Regions from separate parts of the Mus musculus genome. Here regions 1 and 2 are each linked to region 3. The links are chromatin loops, found by intact Hi-C in ENCODE. Cell type or tissue: gastrocnemius. All regions are shown on one strand. Region 1 overlaps Atp2b2 (ATPase, Ca++ transporting, plasma membrane 2). Region 2 has its middle 4.0 kb from the start of Gm36023. Region 3 overlaps Slc6a11 (solute carrier family 6 (neurotransmitter transporter, GABA), member 11).

Evidence for each region. A loop is a pair of places that touch in the nucleus more often than their neighbours do. Peaks named below come from ENCODE experiments on the same cell type or tissue, not always from the same donor. Only the 100,000 strongest peaks of a DNase experiment are listed, where the experiment ranks them.
Region 1: a loop joins it to region 3, with 4 times the contacts of the local background. A loop is called at or near these places in 8 of 42 quality-filtered maps.
Region 2: it touches region 3 in a loop (7-fold over the local background); 15 of 42 quality-filtered maps call a loop at or near these places.

The regions. Positions count from the first base shown.
Region 1 is chr6:113,758,838-113,763,837 of GRCm38, forward strand. Atp2b2 (ATPase, Ca++ transporting, plasma membrane 2) reads right to left here. Exons shown (of 20, transcript NM_001036684.3): 14 at 4,701-4,807; 15 at 3,928-4,119; 16 at 1,805-2,018; 17 at 286-497; 18 at 82-189. Among named protein-coding and RNA genes, the nearest start is that of Sec13, 21 kb to the left of the region's middle. In gastrocnemius, a CTCF peak has its summit at 3,011 (motif pointing right); DNase peaks (open chromatin) are centred at 259, 3,037 and 3,558.
Region 2 is chr6:114,087,805-114,092,804 of GRCm38, forward strand. No RefSeq gene overlaps it. Among named protein-coding and RNA genes, the nearest start is that of Gm36023, 4.0 kb to the right of the region's middle. In gastrocnemius, a CTCF peak has its summit at 1,994 (motif pointing right); a DNase peak (open chromatin) is centred at 1,995.
Region 3 is chr6:114,247,852-114,252,851 of GRCm38, forward strand. It overlaps Slc6a11 (solute carrier family 6 (neurotransmitter transporter, GABA), member 11), which reads left to right. Exons shown (of 14, transcript NM_172890.3): 14 at 1-2,035. Among named protein-coding and RNA genes, the nearest start is that of Gm46972, 22 kb to the right of the region's middle. In gastrocnemius, no CTCF peak of the experiment used is centred here; a DNase peak (open chromatin) is centred at 2,710.

The DNA of each region.
Region 1 (5,000 bases), 490 kb before region 3:
CTATATGTCACTTCTAGGACCAATCCTGTTGTTCCTCTTCCTTTGGCTCAACACCCCTCCCCCCACTCCCCTGCCACACACCTGGCCCCAGACGAGCTCTCCCAGGCCTATGAAGATGCACCACATCCACTGGTCCAGCTGGAGTGGGGAGCAGCTGAAGGGCTTCCCGCCAAACTGCACGATCACTATCTGCGGGTCAGAGATCGGAGGGACAGACACGGAGATGGCACGGAGGGCCGGGGAGCCACCGCCTTGCCCAGCCCAGGTTAAGTGGGGGCTGGGTACCTGGATGGCGAAAGTGCCAAGAACGATGGTGCAGAAGATGGGGTTCCGGAAGATCCCGTCAAAGACGTTGCGCTCGCCGTGGATCTTGCGGGCGTTGATCTCGTTGAAAAGCTGCATCATGACGAAGGTGTTGAAGATGATGGTGTAGTGCTCTGAGGGTGGTGAGTGCAGCGGGGCGTTCCTTCCGCTGTCGATCTGGAACATCTTCTCACCTGCCAAGCCAGAGGGTGGGGCCGGCTCAGGTGTGGAACGGGGCACAGTGTGGCCTGTGGTTCCTGCTTAGTGAGACAATTCTTTCTCTAGAGCAGTGGTTCATATCCTGGTGGGGGCTCACCAGGACGAGAGGAACTGAACTAGGGGTCACTTTAGGAAGACTGAGAATCACTGATCTAGAGGATAAATGGCTTGGGACCTGTCGCCTTTTCTGTGGACATCTGAGAAAGGTGGCATGCCAGCGGCCTTACAGAGTAACATTCCTTATGAAGGGTGACTGAAATGAGAGGACACAGATCCTTCAGTGAAGCCACTACAGCTTAAGCCAATGTGGCCTGGAGACCTATGTATTTGAGGCCTGGTGCCCAGGCTGTGGCGCTATGGAGAGGTAGTGGAACCAGAGTCGCATGAAGCACAAGCTGCTCTTGAAGTCACTGTAGCCAGGGATGACCTTAAACTTCTGATCCCCCCCCCCCACCTTTGCTTCCCGAGTGCTGGGATTACAGGCAGGCACCACCCCACCCGGTTTATCGGGACTTGAGGCATACTGAGCAAAGGCTCTACCACACCCTAGCCCTAAGGGAGGTGGTGGAATCGCTTCAGGGTGAAATCTGACGGGACACTTTAGGCCATTAGGGGGTATTCTCTTGAAGGGAACTGTGGGGCCTGGTCCATACTTTTCTCTGCTTCCTGGCCATGAAGCGAGCAATGTTTCTTCCCTTTGCCTTGTCCCTGACTCCATACAGCAGAGTCATCTGAATATGACCTCTCAGAGTGAGAGTCCAAACGAACCCCTCTTCTGAGCTAATCATCTCAGGAACCTTATTTTAATGAAGGAGCACTGAATAAGACACAGGCAAAGGCGCTTGGATCTGAGTGGCTGGAGAGCTAGCCCTCAGTGGAGGGGCCGAGAAAGGAGCTGACATTCCAAGTGGTTGTGTGTCCTTCCCCAAGGACGTCTACATTCTCCATGAAGACATCTTCCTGGAGCAAGAAGGGGTTCCTAGAAGCGGTCAGGGAAGGGACAGGTTGCTTGGCCCAGGACCTTGGCTCTCAGTGGCTAACCTGACAGAAAGTTTTCATCAGTCCCGGATGCTAACACTACTGCTGGCTTTGAGGTGAGCCAGCCGGGGACAGGGCATGACAACTTCTGGCTCCCTGTGTGCTGCCACCTGCATTTCCCTCCTATGCCACAGTTTCCCCATGGGGGAAACAGAATGACATGTGTAAAGCCAGCCGTTGTTGGCCATGGTATGTCCTGAAGTTGGTGCCCTAAGCTCAGAGGCGTGAGGACGAGGGCGCTCACCCACGAAGAGCAGGGTGAAGATGAGGGTGAGCTGGTAGACGGCGTGGCCCAGGATGTTCTTCATCATGGTCCTCGAGATGAGCGGCTTGTTGCGACCGTACGGTTTCCTCAGAAGCAGAGTCTCCGTAGGTGGCTCTGTGGCCAGGGCCAGGGAGGCAAACGTGTCCATGATGAGGTTCACCCAGAGCATCTGCACAGCCTTGAGAGGGGAGTCCTACGACAGTGGCAGGGAGAAGAAGACTGTCACAGGGTGAGCCACCACAGCCACAGAGTACAGGATGGACCCGCTGCAGGGTCTCAGCAGGTTCCTACTACGGGATGCAGGCTGCCCAGGCTTTGGGGCTCTGAGCATATGTAGGACAGTTTCTTAGAGCTTCTATGGAGAACAGTATGAGCTGCCCACCTCAGTCCTGGGCCCACAGGCTCAGTGGCCACAGCTCCCTGACTTCTGTAGACTTCAGCCACATCATCTCCTATTCCCCTCCTGTCTAAAGTCAACATCCATTTTTTTAACTCCCTGAAGTCTCTGCCCCTCAGTCTCAGGGGTTCAGTGTCCTGGAGAAACTGTCCTTGACCTCCCTCCCAATTTCACCTTATTTCTTCTCATTATCTTACATTGTAAAGGATTTTATAACTACAGCTCCAAGTGAAATGCCCTGTCATGATAAAAAGTGTCAAGCATGCAAAACAGGATGCTAAGACACAGGTTGTCACCACAAGCATGCCAGTGTAGACACTATCAGGTTCGTTCTGAGAGGTCCAGGCTGGACAGAGCATGCTCTGTGTACACTGACTGAAGAAGTTGACCCACCCATCCTTCACCGCTCACAACTACAGTCCTTGTCCACAGAGTCCGCCTCACCCATAACCCTCTGCTTCTTGCATTGGTTCTATTCTTGATCTTCCCTTGGCCCATGGAGTACTCCTCCAGGAAGCCTACCCTCTGTTTCCCATCTGTCTGTCTTCTTCGTGCTTCCCTGGTTGTTCTGCCGTCTCACCCTACCTAGTAGGGCTGCTCTGGGCTTCCTGCTACTTTTCCGCCTTATCTGATTACAAGATTCTCAGAGTCAGGTGTACAATTTTCTCACCAAAGCCTGTATGGTCCTGCTCACTCAGGGATGTTGGGCCAACTGATCCTTGTCTCCAAACCTGTTTTCTTAACTGGCATCTGTCCAGTCTCCAGGAAGCTGTCACACGATGTCTATAAACCACCACTAGAGGGAGCTCCACATCCACAGACCAGGAAAGATGCCCTCCCCTGAACAGACAGGGAACCCTCAGTCCAACTCTCGGGCCTGAGGTGGCACACAGGGTCAATGCTACAGCCACCATGTGCATCATCGTGATGGCGGTCACCGCAGAAGGAAACAGTGTCCTATGGGCCATGTGGCTCTTGGGGACGCTGCACAATGGACTCTGGGTTCCCCTATGGGTAGGAGGATTGTGTAACCAGGTAGTGACTGGAAGGACCCAGGCCTCTGAGATCCTCTTAGGGCTGAAGTTGCTCTCCTTCTCCAGACCAGAGAGCCAGCTCCTGGGAGATGCAGTCTGGTTAGAGTTTCAGGAGACATCAGGAGCCAGAGTGAGTGTCTGAGCGTTCTGTCCTCTGAGCCTGTCTCTACCTCTGTGAAGTGGTACTTACTCACGGGGCTCCAAGTGTCTCGGCAAGCAGTCTGCCGAGGGCCAGCAGCAGTGATCTGGACAGACAGAGCATCACTGCCTCCTCCACTCACCCCATCTCTCCGAATCCACTCTGCTCTGGAGGGAAGATCCCACACAACAGGACTGACTCTGTCCTTGTCTGGGCAACTGGTCCCCTTGGTCCTCCCTTGGGGCCTCTGCCAGGCTTCTGCCAATGTCTGGAGCAGGGGTCAGACCTCACAGGCCATGAGGCCCGATGTCTCTCATTTCTGGGGCCACCTGAGTCATACTACCTCCCCAAGCCTCATTTCTCAACTGCATAGGGCTACTGGCTGCACGGAGGTCCAAGATGGCATCCTGGTCTTGGGAGGAACACCGCAATGTGTATCCATCCCCAGGGTTGTGCTGCTAACAATCTAGGGTGTTCTGGAGGCTAAAGGCTGCCCTTTCCCAGCCTTTGGTGTGATTCTCCCAGGACCCACCTGTGTAATGCAGGCGCCCGTGAAGGCCACGATCACCGCCACCACGTTGACAGTCAGCTGGAACTGCAGGAATTTGGATATGCTGTCATAGACGTTACGGCCCCACATCACTGCCTTGACGATGCTGCTGAAGTTGTCATCTGTCAGGATGATGTCTGAGGCCTCCTTGGCCACATCTGTGCCTGCGATGCCCTGTGGAGACAGGGACAGGAGCCTGGTAGGGCAGCTGGAGAGGTGAATGGCTCTATCTGGCCAGTCTTATCTTCACACAGTCTTAGTCCTGTCACCTCACTCCTGACTCAAAGGAACTGGCACAGTCTGACCATACACACATTCACATGTATATGCATACACTCATACAAACTTTGTATATGTATATGTATATGTATATGTATATGTATATGTATATGTATATGTATATGTATATGTATATGTATATACATAGGTATGCACATACTTACACAACCACCCCTCTGAGGCCAACATTCTTTTCTGGGAAGCCTGGCCTTGCCCCATTCCTCCTTGACCTTTAAGCACCGAGCAGGACAGAGCTGACCCCAGCAGGACACTGCCTGCCCCCTCCAGGAAGACCTCTTGAGGCTAGTCTGGGACTCAAAAGCTTGGGTTGCATACAAGTTGTATGGAGAGGGATGAGTGTTAAGTGTCTGTAGGGAGTCCTGCAAGCCAGTTTGAAGTGGTGTAGTCCAAGCTGACTATCCTCGCCTTTGAGACCCAGTCTGACACCACATGAAGCCCTCTTAAGATCCTCTTACCATTGCGAAGCCCACATCTGCCTTCTTGAGAGCAGGCCCGTCGTTGGTCCCATCCCCTGTCACAGCCACCACCTGCCGCTGCTCAGTGTGTGTACTGTCGATGATGCCTAGTGGGTAAGGGGGTATGATCAGGGCCCATGGCCAGCCCTGAGCCTCAGCATGGCTTCCTGTCCTGTCTGTCCAGCCAGCCCCTTCCATCGCTGCTCTTTCCAGCCTGTTCAGAGCCACCAAGCTCCTCGTTAGCCCAGGTTGGCTCGGGACTTCCCATTCTCCAGCACTGTCTGCTCTTAAAGTCCTTTG
Region 2 (5,000 bases), 160 kb before region 3:
TCTACGGCTCCCCAGCTGATATCATTGTAATACGTAGGTTGCCGAAGCCCCACTGTCCTCTGGACCAGGGTCCTCAGCACAGCAAGCAGCTACTCTGGGGAGAAATAAACTTCTGGTCAGTCTAAGTGTTACTGTAGGAAAGAGACAAGTGTGTAAACAGCACTAACTTGGGGATGTGGGTGGTGGGTTCTGAAAGGCAAGAGCTAAGCAATCCCATATCTCCACTTGTGACACCAGGACCCAGGAGCACAACATAGAACACAGTAGGGTTCTTAACACCTGCTAGACACGTAGGCACACTTGGTGCACAGTCAGCTCCCAGGGTGGAGTCCTCAAGAGTCTCACTGACTCCAGTGGAGGCTGATGGGTCAACATAAGCCAGCTAAAGCCTGCCTGGGAACACAATGGTCACAAACCAGCATTCTCTGCTTTGATGGGGTGTTTGTGTATATTTGTGTAAAACTGTGCATGCATATCTGCATATAAATGTACTAATGTGTAGATGAGTATGAAAGTACATATGAGTATGCATGAATGCATACTGTGGTTTTATCTCTGACCTTAGCAAATGGCCTGACTTGGTAACAGACCTGCAGCATACCTTTAGGGCCACTGCAACCCTCTACTCCTACTCCTTGATAATTGAATCCATGACATTGGGGGAAGAGGGCCTTGGAACTTTAGAAGCTCAAGGTTTAGATGGGAACCCACATTTCAGCAATGCATGAACCCAGGAAGCTACCTGTACTCGGGCTTAAGGTAACCTTATATGTGCCACTTCCCTTTCTCACTAGGGTCCTGCCCATGAGAAAAATCTCCCTACTGGGTCCCCACCCTTCAAGCCTCCAAAGTCACCTTAGGGAGGTTGGTCTATAGCCAGATTCCCTAATGTTCAAAACCACATAAGAGAATGTGATCTTGTGCCCCCTGAGTTACTTGGGGACTGAGATGACACACCCATTACTGCCTCTCTTCTTCCACCCTGCACAGGATTAGATTTGTGCCTGGTACCATCTTGAGAGGAGTCAGTAGGAGTGATGGATTAGTGCTCAAAACACCAGCAATTATTGATGCCCAGCACCCACCTGCAGTAGCTGGTTCCAATTCGCACATCTACTGTGTCTGCTGTGGGCACAACCTTCAAGGTGCAGATGGCCTTACCCCAATTTATCAGGTGAGAAAACCGAAGCAGGCATCGTGTTCAAAGTCACTTAGGCTGAAGAGGCAGGGCCAGGTCTCAGACTCAGGAATCTGACTTACAGATTCCATGCTCCTCTCTCACCCTGCTCCTGTGAGGGAGCTGCCTCATCTGGACATGCTTGGCTTTTAGGGATGTGCACGTGCACGCACCCGCGCGCACACGCGCGCGCGCACACACACACACACACACACACTTGTAGTTGGAGGGGATATCTCTGCACTATGCTTTGATCATAGGAGGGCATTCATGTGTGTGTACAGCACCATTCAAAGGTGAGAGCACTGTTATTCCCCTTACCACATGGAGACAGGGCTCTGAGATGGGGGATGCCTTTCCCAACATCACACACCTATGCCTGGCAGAATATTAAAAGGGTGACCTAAGGTGTCTTGGTGACCTGGTGACCATGGTAGGGCTCAAAGTACACCTCCCTCAGCCTCTGTTTCAGAGTGAGGATCATGTCCATCTTGCCAAACCTGGAGTCCCCAGTTTTCTGTGTCACTTGGATGCTCCTACTGCTCTCTTCCTCATCTGAGAATCACAGCTTCCACCTGACATACTTCCTTCAAGGATCGCTGAGTAAGCATCAGAAAGGTGGGGAGCATCCACACCAGCCACTTCTCCTACATCTCAGGGCATCTAAGAGGCTGCGGGGATGTCACATGTCATACAGAAAATGTTAGCTAACATAGAGAAGGGAGAATTTTAAACACAACCAATACCCCCTGAATAATGGACAATGTGAAGCCCTGATCCGGTCACATCTCAATGATGCAATACTAATATTGGCCACCTGAGGGCAGCACACACCCACACATCACTTGGTTTCCTGTTTGAAGGGCAGAATTATAAAAGGATCCAGAGCTATACTACCCACCTTTAGTATGGCTACGTGGTTCCCGTTCCCTTTGTCCATCCAGTCTGATTCCCTGTGAACCTCTAGGTAATCTGCGGGCTTCCATGTGGGTCTGTCCCATGTTATCAATGCAGATCAGGATTTATTTCAATGGTAAAACTAACCCTCTGTGAAAGCCATGGCTCTTAAGTGAATCACCAAATGGGTTTTAACAAACACCATATTACCGGATTAATCACGACAGAACGTAGTATTAGCTGTCTGATTAGTTCAGGAACTTCAGGTTGATTATATAATGTTTGTGGTTTGTTCCCAGGTGTTTTGCTTTTCATTTTTAATAATAAAGTTTTTGAGTAAATGAAATAAGATAATATATGCAGATACCAGGAACACAGTAGACGCAAGGGTCACATAGTCAGCCTGCCTTGAATAACATCCAAACTACCCATTCCTGTGCCCTAAACAGACATTACTAATGGATCTCCAAGCCAATAGTGTGGCTGTGGGGCAGTTGCTTGGCCTCTCTTGTGCCTGCTGAGTGTAATTGTAATGTAGTCCTTGAATGTAGTTGTCAGTTTTACTTTTACCCATAGTCTTAATCCTGACTGACCACAGGATCACCTGAATTGCTCTGCAACCTGCCCTGGCAATTCTGGATTGGAAATGTGTAATTTCCTGGAGAATGGCAGGAACTAGAAGAGGAGGGTGCAGGCAAGGCTGCACAGTGGGCAGATGCTGAAGAGATTAGTAACAGCCTTAATGGGTGGGATGCAGCTCAAAGACAGGACACTTACCTAGTGTGTGTGACACCCTGGGCTCCATTACCATCCTTGGAGAGAAGCAGAAAACAAAGCGACAGCAAAACTTTTCAAAACTGTTTGAGCTCTCAGGGACCGTCTTTCAAAATGGCTGCCTCTAGGGCTTGTAAAGTAGAAGCAGCTGCAGGGTGAGAAGAGGCTGGGAAAATAGAGTGTCCCTCCGGACACTACTTAGGAACCCTGAGGTCAGACCTTCCAGAACTTAAGTTGACATATCTCATCATTCTGAAGAAGGGAAACAAAGCACAGCAGGAATCGAGGGCTGGAGGAGCTGGCCAGGCTGTGGTGCCTCAGACCCAGTGTGTGGAGTGAACCCCGAGAGGAACTACCCCTGCCTCCTCCGCTGCTTCTAGACATGACAGTCTCCTTCCTAGCTTGTCTTTTTATGTAATTAAGAACTTATGTGGCTTGCAGAGATAGCGCAGCAGTTAAGGGAACTGGCTGCTTTTCCAGAGGTCCTGAGTTCAATTCCCAGCAACCACATGGTTGCTCACCACCATCTGTAATGGGATCTGATGCCCTTTTCTGGCATGCGGGTGCACATTGCAGATCGAGTACTCATATACATAAAATAAATAAATCCTAAAAGAACTTACTATAAACCTTATGTTTTGTACTATGTAGAGATTAATACAATTGAAGTTGCGCGTACCTTTACTACCCATTCCGGTGCCCTACACAGACATTAATAATGGACTGTTGAGGTTTTCTCATTGAGTTCATGGCTGGCAGTGTGAGCTGACTGACTCTACCTGGGGCAAAACAGACCCGAGCTCAGTCTCTTCTCTATGAAACAGACTGCCAGGCTGCCTCTCTTAGGAAAGATGCACAGAGATTTTTTTTTTTTGAGCCCGTGCAGGTATATATGGCTTTAGACATCGTCTGACCAACAGCAGGCCCTCTCAACTTCCTGTGTGACATTAGCATGCTTATTGGGTAGAGCAATATGAGCCCAATCTGTGAAATAATGTCAAATCTCTCACTGGAGCTTAATACTGGGTGAAGAAAGGTGTGCCTTATATACCAGGGTGTATAGCAAGTTCTTATTACTCTGCAGTGTCTAATACAGATGCTTGTTATTGCAGCGAAGTTTTCTGGGGCAGATGTGAACTGATAAATGCTTGACTGACTTTTTGTCTGAAAAGCAAATGGTACCTGGGAAGGCAGGGGGGAATCGATGGCTAGGTACTTTAAGGTAATGCCTGTCTGTGGGTGATGGGGAGGAATGCCCAGCTGGTGTGACTAATGCAGGATCTGAAAAATGGGGTGTGTGTGTGTCAGCAATCCACTACTAATGTCTTCTTAGGGTGCCAGTGAGGTGCAAGGAAGGCCCATGGATATGGGGAACACATCTATCTGGAAGTAGGTTACAGGCAATGAATGGTCTAGGCAGGTTGGAAGTGGACTGTTGATACTCATTGATGGTAAAGATATGACAGGATTCAAGGCTTGGGTTAGCAAAGGACAAGAAAGAGAAAGAAGAGGTCTGGGTCTGGTAATGAGGCTTCATGGGGCTTAGCAGTGGAAGAAACTACAAGGTCAGAGAGATCTGGGCCAGCCGTGCCCTGGAACCCAGAATCATCTGGAGAGGCACGTGCCCCTCCTGTGCTGCCCTAGTGGATCTCGTGGTACAGTGGTTCACCGGGCTCTCAGCAGTCCCCTCTGCCCAGCAGTGCTGAATGCACATCACTGGCCTCTCCTTGTCAGCAGCTGTCAGGGCGCATTTGTGACAGCAGCATCCATTCATCCTTCAGGAAGCCACAGGGAAGGCTGGGAGCTGGTGGTAGTGGGGGTTGGGGTAGAATAAAGGGGATGGCTGAATTCGGTGAAACCTGATGTCTTCAGATGACACGGGGGCGGGGGGGGGGCGGGGGCTGGCTCTCTCTTTCACTCAGGAAGCAGAAAATAGTAGTGGAAGAAAAGAAAGCATCAACAGTGACCACAACCACAACAACAGAAGGAGGAACCTGCCTATATGTCAGCATCTGGTTCATAGCGGGACTTCTGCCCTCTGCCTCCTTCTCACTGGTATTAAGTGGCTGAGAGCGGTGGACAGTCACATCTGCCCTGGCCAACGGGGTGAACAGGAGTGTCCCATGAGCGCTGGCTTTAGACAGCATGAAGT
Region 3 (5,000 bases):
ATTAACAAGTTAACTCCCAGCCGGCCACTGTGTGCCCTGTACCCTTGCCTCTTCCCAGTGATAGTGGGCATATCCACCTCACCAAGATAATTCTGTACAGTGACTAGCAGATCCTGGCCTAGGGTGGCTCAGCCGGTGTTTTCTAGAGTCCTTGTATTATATACTGTCAACTCGTATGCTGGGGGCAGGTGGAGTGGGGGAGCGGTGCCCATCTGCCTCTGATGTTCAGTCATTCCTGGTTTTATCTCTGAACTTCCCTGGCCACCCTCCTCTGTGCCCTGGGACCAGTTTGTTTTATTTTATTTTTTTTTCTTTTGGTCTTCCCCTTTTCCTAGTGACACCTTCCACATGTCAATGTCGTAAGACAGAGAGCAAAGCCTCCCACCATCGTTAGGACTCCTGAGTAACCAGGAGTTGCTGACTGTCCCTTCAAGTGACTGTGGCTCCTTTCTCTCCCTGGCCCCTAGTTTCTCCATCTCCCAGACCAAGGGGGCGAGGGGGTTGAGTGGAGTCTTCCCTTCAAAGCAGGGAAGAATACCTGACTCGTTGCTTCGCAGAGCTGCTTTGACCTGCAGAGACTTGTAGACCTCTTCTCTTCTCTGTCCCCTTGGTTACCACCTACCCACCTTGCCTATTTTAAGTGAAACTTACCACCAATGATGTGGGGAAGTGTGTTTCCCTAACAACTGGAGTTTTAGCCTAACCCTGATCCCTTAACTGGTGCACCCCAGCCCCCGTGTTCGGGGCTCCCACCATCTGTCCAGCCTTCTTGGCCACCAGCTCTGTCCCTCCTTCCTAGATAGGGATGATCAGAAGGTAGCCATCTCTTCTTGCAGCTGCCTGGCCAGGATCTATGGCTTAGGATCTATGGCCACCCCTGCAGGGGAGCTACAGTGAGGCCTGGGGCTGGATTCCACCCACAGTCCCTTCCCTGTGCACCCTGCTTTGTCCCCTGCCTTGTCCCCTGCTCTCTCTTCTACCTACCTGCCTACCCCTGCAGATCCTGTGGGCAGACACCTTACTCTGGAGCCATTCCACCTGCCTGTCACCTGGGTCTGAGAAGCCTTCACTTCCACTTGCCAGAGGGAAGAACTGGCCACCCATCTGTCAGGCTCTTCCTTGGAAACGAAGAGCAGAGGTGGTCTCTAGGGGGAGGCTGGTGCCATTCCCTCCTGCCTGGCTCAGACCTCTTAGACTGGTCTCTCTTCCTCAGCTGCTGGGTTCTTTGTCTGCCCAGCTATTGGAGGATGGGAAGTGGAGGGAGGGTCACTCTTTCCCTCTTACTGTAGTTTCCTAGATTTATCTGAGGAAAAGTGAGATGTCTTCACGCTAAGGCTCCAGTGTTCTGTCAGAGACCTGAATGCTCTATTTGCCCAATGCTTCCAGACTCTTAGCTGTTCTGCCCAGCCCCCGTCCCGCTCCCACCTAAAGCCTGAGTTGGCTGAGCCAAATGCCCAGCACTGCCCCCACCTAACTGGGCACTTGTCTAGGGCACACCACCCCCAGCTGCTCACACACAGACCACATATTCCTTCTGGGAAGGCCAGCATCATCCTGAAGATGACCTGTGGGGTTGGTCCTTGATGGCTGTCCCCTCCACCCTACCCCTGAGAAGGGAAGCTGCCCGTTGCTGCTACTGCACCTCACCACCAACTCCCTCATGGACAGACAGATCCCTGATGTCTGTCACTATAGACACACGTGTTGTACATGTGGCCCTTAACACTTGACACTCTTAACACTACTCATGGGGCTGGGTAGAGGGAGGCTTGTGGTTTGGGGGGTTGTTATTTTTTGCTTTCTTTTCTTCCTTTCTTTTTTCTTTTTGTCTTTTTTTGTAATTTCATACTAGTATTTGGGTAACTGTAGGGAGGAGGGGAGGGTAAGTGGGGGCAAGTGGGGGCAAGGGGACATATCATTGTGACAACTTTTTTGATATTTACTAGAAATGATGCAATATATCCTTTCTGAGATATTTACAGTATTATTAAAGGGTTGGGCTGTTTTGCATAACAAACTTTTTATTGGCATACCCAAAGAGCACAAGATTGTCTGTCTGCTCGTTTTTAAAAATTAAAGGACGTGGATCAACTCCCATGTGGCTGTGCCCAGCAAGTGGTCGTTATTGGGCTTTCCTTCTGCCTTTGGGTATCCTCAGGGTATGCCTTTGGAAGCGTCTGTAATTAGAGGCTATGCTCTCCACTCAGCATTACAGCTCAGGCAGCACTGGGAGCCGTGGTGTTTCAGGCCCCTCTTCCTTTGATGGCTGGTGGCTCATGTAGTCCCTGCACAGACGCTTCAGGTAAGCAGAGTGTTCAGCAGATCTCTCTCTCTCTCTCTCTCTCTCTCTCTCTCTCTCTTATCCTCACAACCACTTGTCCATTTTACAGATAGGGAAAATCAGAGCAGATAACTCAAGCAATTTGCCTCCCAGAGTCTCAAGGCTTATAAACCGTAGAATCTGTCCCCTGTCCCTCTCCTTGAGTCAGATGAGCTGCTGAGCTGAGGGCTGCTGAGCTGAGGGCTCTCCCTGCTGACAGCCTGAACAGTCACTTAATCAGGTGACAGCAGCGAGGCGGTAAAAGGCTGTCATAAAAATGTGTGTCGCCTTCCTTCCCAGGAAACTTGAGCTGCAGACCTTTGAATTTACAGGATTAAAGAATGTGCCTGGTCCACCGGTAGGCAGCTGTGTGTGCTAGTGACCCCTGCTGGCCAAGTGAGGCTCTGCAGCCTAGCTCTGATAGACACTGCTAATAACCTGAGTCTGAAAGGGGAGATTCGAAAGTGAAGTCAAAGACCCTCTCTAGTTCTAAGAAGTTTCCTGTGGGTGGTGGAAGGGACCAAGCATCAAAGAGCAAGCGATCTTCTGAAACCTAGTACCATTAGCTTCTTTCATGCACCCAATAGGCTGTCTCTAAACACCTACCAGTTTCCATTCCAGGACTTCAGGGTAAGATATAAGGGCAGCCCCCTTTCTTAAGTGTTCCCACTCTTAGTCAAAAGAAGCAGTGTCCACAGCCTTCTGGATGGAGACTGTCTGTGGAGGAGCTGCCTCTCTGGCCTCTCCAGCAAGACTATGCTGCTTATGGGATGAGTCTGCCCATGTTCCTGAGCCTTACCTCAGTTGTCTGTAATGGGGTAGCAATGAGACCCAGAGAGGACATGTGACGAACCCACTCTTCCCCAGAGGTCCCATGTAGACCCTATCACAGTCCCCAGGATCAACTGTCGGTGTCAGGAGGCTGGCAAGCCATCTGCACACCACTCAGCACCCAGCAGGGACAGGAGTGGTCTCTGAGCCTAACTCAGAGGCTGGGGCATCTTTCTGTGTCCCTGTTGAGAAAGGGTTGTTCCGCAGGGAACATTGGGGGAATCAACAAAGCATGTGCCCTCTGTGTGCTGTAGCCCCATCCCAGGGGAAAACTCTGAGAAAAAGAAGTCTGCCTCAGCCCCAGCAAAGAGTGGGCCAGCTCTACATGTCCCCTACCTTTCTCTTCTCCCTAGATCCTCTACAGAAGGTGTAATACCCACTCACCATGATGAGGGCTGTCTACTTCACTCCATCCGCTGATTCACATGTTAACCTCTTCCTAGCATTGCCCACCGCCCACCCCCGACAGACCTTCAGGCAAGCCCTGTTTAACCAGCTACCTGGGCACCTCCTTAGCCCAGACAAGCTCACACATGAAGTTGACTTTTAGGAACTCGGGAGGTGCCACAGCCTCTGGCACCACTGGGTGACCCAAGAGCATGCTGAAATTACAGCTGGTGTAGTTTGTGTAGGGAGAGCCTTGAAAGCCATCTGGAAATATGATGCATCTCTCGAGGGCTCCACATTCTTGAAAATGATTGAAGACCGCTAGAACTCATTCAGAAGGATGGGGACACTGGAGACCTCCAAGAGGCACTGAACTGGGAGATAAACCCTCCCCTACCCCACCCCCACAGGACCTGAAAAGAGACACCAGAGGTTCCTGGTGGATGGTTGGATCATTGAGTCATCAGTGAGGGAGGGAACTTTGGGAGTTAGGATGGACAAATGACAAGAGCCTTGTGGGAGGGGCGGAGGCCCTGGGAATAGGAGAGGCAGAGGACCAACAGAATTTAAGAAATCAGGGTTCAAGGGCATTACTGGGGGGCCATTGTAATCATCCATAGGCCTTCGGGAGGACATGGGTTGACCTTGAGGAAGGGGAGGAATGGGGAGACCCTCTCCCATCCCTTATCTGGGCCTTAGACCAGCAGGTAGCAGGTCACCAGGAGGCACTGCTGCTAACCTCAGGCTATGAAGGTGGGACCTGAAACAGGGACCTGGGCAGGAGACTTGGGGATGGGGTGGGGGGTTGTCCTAAGGTCTTATCTAGGTTCCCAGCTGAAGGAACAGAAAGGCTACCCTTGACAAAAGAATATAATTCACCCTCCCCTGCTTCACCTCCAACCTGACAGCAGACACCCTCTCCCCTGGCTGTGACCTTAGGCAAAGGATTTCACTTGTCTAGTTCAGTCTTAGTGACTACACAAAAGGGCTAAGTGCAGGTGTCTGACCCACTTCAAGTCTAATACCATCAGAGACCTGGCTGGCTTCCTCACTTCAACTTTGCTATGCCTTGGACAGAGTCGTCTTGCCCCTCTGAACAAAGCTGACGCAGGCCTTAGTTAGCTGTGTGGCATTCATTTCGTAAGACTCCAGGTGAACCGGAAAGGTATCGATGGAGAGTATTCTGATAAGGCAGGTTGTGGGGAAGTGACTATGCAGCGATGACTAGGCTGAAGAACCAGGGTGGCCCTGTGGGTCTGTCCACACTGCACCACACTATGCTGGATTCACACCTGCTGGCCAGCTCTGATCCATCTGCCATAGAGTCAGGCCCCCATCCCATCTGGACAAGGAAGCCCACAGGACGGCCACAGAGAACAGGACTCGGATTGGGGGTGGGGCACCATACCAAATAGGGATGATGAAAGTTTCTGTGGAGAAGATTTAGGCCAATTCCCCTCTC